Linked DNA regions of Homo sapiens: regions 2 and 3 are each linked to region 1. The links are chromatin contacts, found by Hi-C or POLR2A ChIA-PET in ENCODE. All regions are on one chromosome and are shown on one strand. Each heading gives the region's core, a stretch centred on a gene start or an enhancer-like site at or near the end of the contact. The rest is flanking DNA. Distances are from core to core; before and after follow the strand shown. Region 1 holds the start of CCDC152 (coiled-coil domain containing 152). Region 2 holds the start of TMEM267 (transmembrane protein 267). Region 3 holds the start of C5orf34 (chromosome 5 open reading frame 34).

Evidence for each region. Hi-C counts contacts between places; a loop is a spot of excess contacts on that map. ChIA-PET counts read pairs that join two places held with the same protein, here RNA polymerase II (POLR2A). Pooled maps may share reads with other maps.
Region 2: a pooled map shows a loop between it and region 1 (7-fold over the local background). The contact joins the promoter of TMEM267 here to the promoter of CCDC152 in region 1. A Hi-C loop is called at or near these places in 2 of 50 pooled maps. POLR2A ChIA-PET finds 5 or more read pairs at or near these places in 2 of 52 experiments (BJ and CD4-positive, alpha-beta T cell).
Region 3: a pooled map shows a loop between it and region 1 (5-fold over the local background). The contact joins the promoter of C5orf34 here to the promoter of CCDC152 in region 1. A Hi-C loop is called at or near these places in 5 of 50 pooled maps.

The regions. Positions count from the first base shown.
Region 1 is chr5:42,755,325-42,758,367 of GRCh38, reverse strand. It overlaps CCDC152 (coiled-coil domain containing 152), which reads right to left and starts at 1,550. Exons shown (of 9, transcript NM_001134848.2): 1 at 1,483-1,550. RefSeq lists enhancers at 494-993, 994-1,495.
Region 2 is chr5:43,482,498-43,485,197 of GRCh38, reverse strand. It overlaps TMEM267 (transmembrane protein 267), which reads left to right and starts at 1,333. Exons shown (of 3, transcript NM_022483.5): 1 at 1,333-1,376. It overlaps C5orf34-AS1 (C5orf34 antisense RNA 1), which reads right to left and starts at 1,279. Exons shown (of 3, transcript XR_007058763.1): 1 at 1,197-1,279. RefSeq lists enhancers at 1,004-1,193, 459-1,302 and a silencer at 1,248-1,478.
Region 3 is chr5:43,513,552-43,516,469 of GRCh38, reverse strand. It overlaps C5orf34 (chromosome 5 open reading frame 34), which reads left to right and starts at 1,322. Exons shown (of 13, transcript NM_198566.4): 1 at 1,322-1,664. LOC124900190 (a long non-coding RNA gene) reads right to left here. Exons shown (of 3, transcript XR_007058764.1): 2 at 1-2,277. RefSeq lists an enhancer at 1,555-1,714.

The DNA of each region.
Region 1 (3,043 bases), core at 301-2,800:
GTGTGTGAAAGCGGTAACTAGTCCAAAGTAAAATGTAAGTAAAATTCCTGATGTAGTTACTCAAAGCAATTTGGGGGCATATTATTGTTTAAAAGGAAGTTAACCAAAACAGATATTGCTTGACAATATGTTATTTCATCAAGATATCTCATTTTCTTCTTTTGAAATATTTTGCATTAGCAATTATTAATGGTTTTTAAATCTCAGATTTTTGGCTGTATATTTTGTTTCTTGAATTATTATCTCGAATTATTATCTTATGTATGACATATGCAAGCACAACTACATATAAAATCCCTTAAATAGTTAAAACTTGATCCTTACAGCAGAAAAATATTTGTTAATAGCCTCCCATGATACAGTAAAATTCCTTTTGGAGTAAAATTAAAAATAATTGCTGTTTGATAGTACTGTTATTCTTTAATAGTGCTACATAGTAATCTGAAGTAGTTAATGGAAACTCCCTCCACCCCCACCTTTTTTTTTTGGTACCTAACCTTTTAAATAAAAAAGGTTTTACTAGGGTTTTGTCTCAGAATCTGGCTCTTGAAATAAATGCATTTAAATTTGAGCTTGATTTTCTCTCAACTCCTTCCCCCAAAGAAGACCCTGTTATTTCCTTGTAAAACCATCACTAATATTCCATTTGCTATCGTTGCATGATATCCCTTTTGCCATAATGGCAGAGCCAGGCAATTCATTTCTAGGTATCTTCATTGCCTGCTCTTCTGATTTCTTAGGTCAAGATCCTTTCAGTGAATATGGTCTTGCCCTGTGAAATTCGGTGTCAAGCTGGTGATTCAGTGCTTGTCAAATTCCTTAGTGAGCCGCAGAGACTGATTTGTGACCTTCAAGGCTCAGCTTCAACCGTCCCCACAGGCAAGTGAAAGTCCCATTTCCTTCTTTGTCTTCTTGCCTGCTGGCTTCAACCATCCCCACAGGAGCGTGACAGTTCCGTTTCCTTTTGGGTCCTCCTGTCTGCTGGCTTGAGTCCCGGGGCTCGTCCTCTCCCCTACCCCACACAGTTGGTCCTTCGCCGCTCGCCTGCCCCACGCTCTGGTCCCTCCTCTTTCCTCCTCACCTCCCCTCAAGAATTCACTCTCAGTCCTGAAGCCTGGGTCCCCTGGCTCCCTCTCCGTCATCCTAGTGTCCTTAGGGACCTAGCAGAAATAAAGGATGGGGGCCGAGGACCCGCGGATGTGAGAGAAGTGCCTGAGACAAAAACCTGTATGGACCCAGAGCACTGTAAGGAGATAAGAAGAAAAGCATCTCTATGGAAAAAGCGGGAGTTTCGAATCGCTTTCTAGCGTCCTTAGCGGCCTAGCAAAAATAAAGGATGGGGGCCGAGGACCCGCGGATGTGAGAGAGGTGTCTGAAAAGAAAAGCCTGTAATGGACCCAGAGCACTGTAATGAAATATGAAGAAAGGAATCTCTATGGAGAAAGCGGGAATTTCGAACCGTCAATAGAATTTGGAGTGTACCTGCTGTTGCTCCTAGTTCCCCACAGTCTCCCTTTCCGCTGCCTCTGGGGCCTGGTACACCCCTGAATGCTGTCCCCTCCTCCGGAAGCCGAATCCCCCAACAATGGGCCCGCCTTTCTCTGGGCCCGCCCTGTGCGCTATGCTGGAGCTCCTACCACCAGCAGTTCTTACCAACTTGGCCCAGCTCCGCTCAGCATCTGCGGCTGCTTAGGTATTTTCATGTGGTTTCCAGAACATGAATCAACACCGGATCAATAATTGTTTCCCCAACCAAAGAATAAATCACATTGGGTGTTCTGAATTGTGAGTCAGCTCCATTGAATAAATAATTATCCATATCTATTTTTGTAACTTATAAAATTGCCTTTTAAAATTCCAGAGCCAGTTAATAGATATGGTTTCCCATCTACAGAGTTATATCTTGGTAGCTTAATGATTAAGGGCGTGGGCTCTTGCGTGGATTCAAACCCCAACTCTTCTCTTTTTCCGTGGGTGATAGTGGGTAAGTTCTTAATTTCATGCACCTAAGCATCTTCATCTGTATAAGAGATTAATTATAATGCCTGCCTCTGCCGGGCGCTGTGGCTCACGCCTGTAATCCCAGCACTTTGGGAGGCCGAGGGGGGTGGATCACCTGAGGTCAGGAGTTGGAGACCAGCCTGGCCAACATGGTGAAACCCCGTCTCTACTAAAAATACAAAAATTAGCCAGGCGTGGTGGCGGGCTCCTGTAATCTTACCTACTTGGGAGGCTGAGGCAGGAGAATTGCTGGAACCCGGGAGGCGGAGGTTGCAGTGAGCGGAGATCGCACCATTGCATTCCAGCCGAGACCCGCAGCAGCAAGACTCAGTCAAAAAAAAAAAAAAGAAGCCTGCCTCTTAGGACGGTTGTGATGATTAAATGAAGTGATGCATTTATAAGGTGCTTAATGGAGATCCTTGCTTAAAGTAAGTGTTCAGAAATGTTAATTATTAGAATTTTTGAATGTTGTTCAGTAATAGTTTGAAAGCGAATCCACTGCCAACTTTGCTCATCTGCTTTTTTTTTTTTTTCTGAGTGGGAGATGGGAGGTTTATTTTTGTTAATGTGATTTTTCGATAGACTCCAAAATTTGGCAAGTGAAAAAATATAAACAGTAATATGATAACCCATACTTTACTAGTTGAAAGGTAGTGTGGCATAATGGCAAGAAAATTAGGTTAAAGTGGAAAATGGGGGTTGTAGTCTTCACTCTGCTGCTCAAATAAGCTTTCCCTAACATTAGTAGCAACACATAGAAATATTGAAAATGACCTGCTGAATTGCGGGTTCTACCCAATTAGCAAATATAAAATGTTCCATGTAACTCATGTCATAATAACTTTTGAAACAAGCCCATTTTAAGACCCTAAATGCTAAAATGCTACCTTCTCCATGAGTCATTCACTGATCGTATCAATCAGTTGTGATCTACCTTTCCTTACTCTATGGAACATGCTAGCTTTCTGTGGCATTTGTTAAGACTGAATTGATGTATTACCTCTTTTGCTGTATTTATTATTGGCTCCTTGGGGGAAGAAAC
Region 2 (2,700 bases), core at 84-2,583, 730 kb before region 1:
AAAGAACTACTATTACATTGTTTGGGTTTGCATGAAGCCATCTATGTTGTTCCTCAATAGCTCCATAAAGCCTAGATTATAAGACTTTGTACCACACTGCCAAAAGGGTAATGCCAAATTATTACTGCATTCAGAAGGAGAAAATTTGTCCTTAACATGGCTAAAAGCACTCAAAATTATAAATACATTTGCTGAAAGATACTTTAAATTCTCATTTAAGGTGTGTGGGAGTTAAAAGGTGTTTAATTTTCCCTGTCAGTTGGGTGTTTTACATTGGCTAAGAACCAAGACTGTGACAAGAAATGAGTTCTATGATTGAGAAACTCTAAGATTCTGGGGGTGGCCTAGGAGTTTACTTTGAGATTGAAATTTATTTTCTATGGTCAACTGTATAATTACGATGATACCACCCCTTGCTTTCCATCTGACACTTGGTTTGAGAAACTGTAGGTAGGAAAGGGAAAGAAGAATGTCCCTCCTTGGGCCTCTTCTTTTGGGCCTGTGCTTCCTAGAGTCAAATGTCAAGCTGGTATTTCCTTGGTGCTAAGAGCAACCACCACTCTGAGGCAGAGACGGGATGGGACCTAGCCAAAGTCCCAGTAAACAAACTGTATCTTGTAAGCGCAATTTAATTAGGGTCAAACTATTCTGTATGGACTTGCTTTTTCGACTTCTGAGGATTTAGTAGTCATGATTAAGTGCTGTCACGCTACTGCGATCTACAAACAGTAGCTCCACAACATCCGCCCGCATCGTGGCAAAGAATTATCAAGAAATCCCCAAGGGGGCGGTGAGGAGCCGCCGGTCGGCCAGGTCGCCCGGTCCCTCAGTCTGGTGAAAAGCTCCGTTGCCCACCCTGAGGGCTTCGCGGAAGGAAGTTGGCCGTATCGCTGCACCTTAGAGATGCGACGGCCGAGGCTCCCAGCTCAAGCTTCTGGTAGTAAGGCCTGTGTGCCTGGCATTCGGGGAGGCCACTTTTCTATCCCCAGCTTCCGGGCCACCACTTGGGTGCGTCGTGGGGATGTCGGCAGCTACGTTTGCGGCACAGCTCCGGCTAAACTGAAAAACGAATCCTCAGGTTTGACAAAACTAAACTAAAAAGACACTTTTCTCCTCTCACTCTGACGTCCCAAAAGTTTCCTTTTTAGGGGTCGGGGCCTACGGTGGGCGAGGAGAAACTCGAGGTATCTACCCACCGCACCAAACAACTCATGCGTCGCTTCCTTTCGACTTGGAGCTGGCCAGTATCCCGGCGTCCTCTCGGCCGACGCTGCGGTCTGAGGCCACTCTGGCCGGCAGCCGACGTCTCTATGGCTCCGACCGAGGGGCGGAGCCGCTGCTCGAGCTGCTGCTGGATTGAACTCAGAGAAGCCGGGGTGGGTATGGCTGAGCCGCTGCGTGGGACTGAGGGGAGGGGGCCGGGTGGACGCCGCGGAACTGCGTCCTGAGGTGGGAGACCGGAGGTGGGGGACCACTGAGTCTGATGTCTGGAGGGTCCGGTTGCGGGTCGGAGGGCGTGCTGGAACAGCCGCCACGCGGGAGCCAGGAGCCTCCTGGGTGCGTGTGACCCACGAGCCGGCACCGTCCCGCGGCCCTGGGGTCTGCGAGGAGCCCTGGCGCCGCCCTCCGGCTTCGCGCTTTTTCTAGATCCCTAGAACCCCAGCCCTCCGCCTACGCTCCGCGCCCCTGGCCTTTTTCTGGCCCAGGGTGGGGTTCCGGGAGTCGTGCCGAAGGAGCCCATTGCCGTCCTTAACCGGTTGTAAGAGCCTTTCGTGCCCCGGAGCCTTTGAGGCTTGAATGCTGAGAGTGTGACATGGTCCTTTCCCTGCAGCCTGGCCCATTTTTTTAAATGACATTTGAAAAATTATTGCATCACACCAGACTCAGAAAAGGATGTCTGGGAACTTCTGAGGCTTGAAACATGTTGAAATACAGAATTTTGTTTTATTCGTAATGGGCATAGGAACTAAACATTTTAAGTGCAGACATCTGATGGCTATAAAAAGTTTCAGTGAAAGTAAGCAAGATTTGTGTTTCCTTTGTCAGTTAGTTGCATCAGATTTGGCATCTGCTTTTGATATTTTTCCATTAAAGAAATTAAATATATTAAGTTTACAGCAACTACAGTTCAGTGAAGAAGACTTACTGGTAAAGCATAATAAAGGCGGTTTCTGGAATTTGGACCGTGTTTTGACCTTGGGTTTTTGCATATAATGTGTAAGGTTGGTGGGGAAGAGGGAAAGTTAAAACAGATGACACTTACTTAGAGAATGTATCAGCTCTTATTTGTTTTGACAGAAATAATGTCTAAGAGATTATTAGCAAACAATACATGATAGCGTATAATTAAAGTGACCAGCTAATTATATGTTTGTGGAATTCAGGAAGGAGAAAAGTACTGTTATGTATACTCTGAAGGCCCCAAAGTTAGTGGTATTTGCTATAAGGGGGATGGGGTGTGACAAAGTTTGGCCATTGCAGAAAATGGCTTCTGCGAGTCATAGGGAGGAATTTATAATATGTCAGTTATGTCAGAGAAGCTATCCCAAACAGTATCTTTAGTTCATAGGCTGCGGATTTATTATGTGATTATCTCTTGTATTAGTAAAATGGAATATTTATTAAATACCTTGAGCACACTGGATTTTTAAACATGACAAGTTTAAAAGAGATCACTACTCTTAAGGAACCTTATCAACA
Region 3 (2,918 bases), core at 73-2,572, 760 kb before region 1:
CAGAGCCCTCTTTACCCTTGGGAAGTGAGCACACACAGTGATTTTATGGATTTATACACATGCCCATCTGAGGCTTTCTTCCTTTTTCCGGTGGAGTGTATCAGAAAAATCATACTTCATCACTTTTGTCTCTTAACCGGCATGCCCAGGAAGTTGCTTCTCTCTGGGGCCTGCATTCAATTAACATTTTGATGTTAACAGGTGTGGGCCATCAGGAAATGGCCTTTCCCTGGCGCTGCCAAATTTTCATTTTTAGAGAGGCCATGTGATAATTGCTGAACCATCACCCAACATTTCTAGTGGGTGGGTGGCAGGGGAGAGCCCTCTCCTGCCTTGCTCATGCCTAACTACCTGTAACAGATTCAGTTCGCCATTTTATAATGTATGAGCATGATCTGTGGTCCCCCAAAACAATTACAGTAGTGACATCAAAGATCAGTGATCACACAGATCACTCTAACAGATACAAAAATAATGAAAAAGTTTGAAATATTGTGGGAATTACCAAAATATGTCAGAGACACAAAGTGAGCACATGATGTTGGAAAAACATGGCACCCATACACTTGCTCCATCAAGGTTGCCTCAAACCTTCCATTTGTAGTAAACTCAGTATCTGCAAAGCACAATAAAATGCACAATAAAACAAGGTATGCCTCTCTATGCTCTCACAAACCTCTGTATTTTATCTTAGAAACACTCACAACTGTAATAAATGATTGTTTATTCTTTCTTTCCAGTTAATCTCTAGCTCTGATCCTCACCCGCAAAGAACTGGGCCACCTTCCCTGCTTTATCCCCACTATGCCTAAACACACAGTGAGTGTTCCATAAACACTTGTTTAGTGGCAATAAATATAGCAGACACATTTATTTGCCACTTTATAAGGAAAAAAGGTGCAGATACATAGACGACCTATTTTCTGATACCAAATTAGGAAGAGTTCTCCATCTTTGGCCAAGTTTTTTTTTTTCTAAACAGCTTTACTGAAGTATAATCGTTTTTTACCTTATTTAAAAATAAGTACCACTCCACTAAAACGCGCTCTGTGGTTAGTTCTCGGCTGGACCGTTCAAAAGGCTGATCCTTACAGCCTTTATTATTAATACAACCAGGTCGGGACTGCTTTTGCGTGGGTCACCAGAAGTAAAAAATCAAAGAGGAGCCAACCCCATTCCGAACAAGGAAACACCCGTCCCCTTCCTACACCAATTCCTGCTCCGCCCTTCGTAGGGAACGCAGCGAGGGCAGCCTCCGGAGTGGAGGGGCGGGACTTCCGGCCCTTCCTGTTGTGGAGGGGCGGGACTTCCTGTCTTCCCTGTTGCGGAGCTCTGAAGCGGCTCCCTGAGGGCGCTGGTTTTGAACTGGTCTTGTGCGGTTTGCGCTTTCTCTTAGTGGTTACAGTTGGCGCTGTCTCCGCTTTCCTGTTTCGTGGCGGGCATCTTGGCCAAAACACTCTCCCTGCCACCTTATTCCTCTAGGGTTGTGATTTTTTTCTTTCACCAAGAAATATCACTCGCTGGTAATTTGTCAAACTGAAGAAACCCCTGAAGAAGCAGTGGTGGGCAGGCGCCGACGCTGCGGCTTCCAGAGCATTTTGGCAAATCAAAGCCAGGGACCGTTGCTGGGCCTCATTTCCGCAACTTTTCGGCTCCGAACTGCTGTGAGTGGAAGACTTTTGGTGGTTGTTTTGATCAGGCTCCTTCTGTAACTAGAGACTATAGCATTTTGAAAGAAATGAGATTCTCATTCATGTCAAGAACAGACTTGTGGATTTTTGAGTGTTAAACATACCCTGACGTAATGTGCTGGGTGATGAGAACGCAAGCGGGAATGAGACTGTAGAGATGAGAATGGCAGTGTGGGTTGGAGCCGGGTTATGGTTTCCTATGGTATGCCAAGAACCTTAGTCATTACACTGTTTGTTGTGTATGCTTGATTATTTAAAATTAGAAAACCGCCTCAGTAAAGCTATTAAAAAAAAGACCTGACCAAAGATAGACTATTTTTCCCAAATTGGAATCAGAAAATGTCTTCCATCTATGTATCAGCACCCGTTTTTTCCCCTAAAATACCAAGTAGACATACCCGATATATACGTGTGTGTTTATATATATATCTGTAATCTATATTGCCATTTGATAAGTACGTAAACAGGTGATGTAAAGCACTTGGTATGGTGTGACTTGTGGAAAGTTACCTATGTCATCAATACTAGAGATGGATTGGAGAGAGAAGAAATTCCAGACAGTTGCAGGAGTTGGAGAGTCTATGGCCTGAAAAAGAGAAAGAGGTAGAGAGAGTCAGGTTCCAAAGACAGAAAATCAACAGGACTTGTTACAGGGGCATGGAGTGGAAAGTCAAGTTTTAGAATATTGGCTGCTAACAATGAGACACCATTAATTCAAATTGCAAATTCAAGAGGAGCAGTTTACTTATTTTTCATCATTCAAATATTTATTGTGCCATTTACTATTTGCCTAATACTGTTTTAGATGCCAGAGATACTGTTACATATAAGACAGATAAGGCCCCTGCTTCGGTTGACTTTATATCCTAGTGGGAGAAAATAAAAAGCAAGTAAATAATCAATTTTGATGATAGATTCTATGAAGAAAAAACTTGAAGAGGGATGACAAATGATTGGGAGATGTTTGGGAGTAACTTTAACTTAGTTGGTCGTTGGGCCCTTGTAGGAGTTACATTTGTGCTGAAACCTTGATGATGATAAAGAACCAGCCTTGTGATTAGCCAAGGAAAAGACAAGGCAGGCAGAAAGAACTGCAAAGATGGGAAAGAGCTTGTTTAAAGAACATTTAAAATGCCAATGTATCTAAAGTGCCCTGTAGAAGTAGGAGAGAGTTGAGAAATGACATTGGGAGAGGTAGATAGGACCAGACTGTGTGGCCTTTGTAGG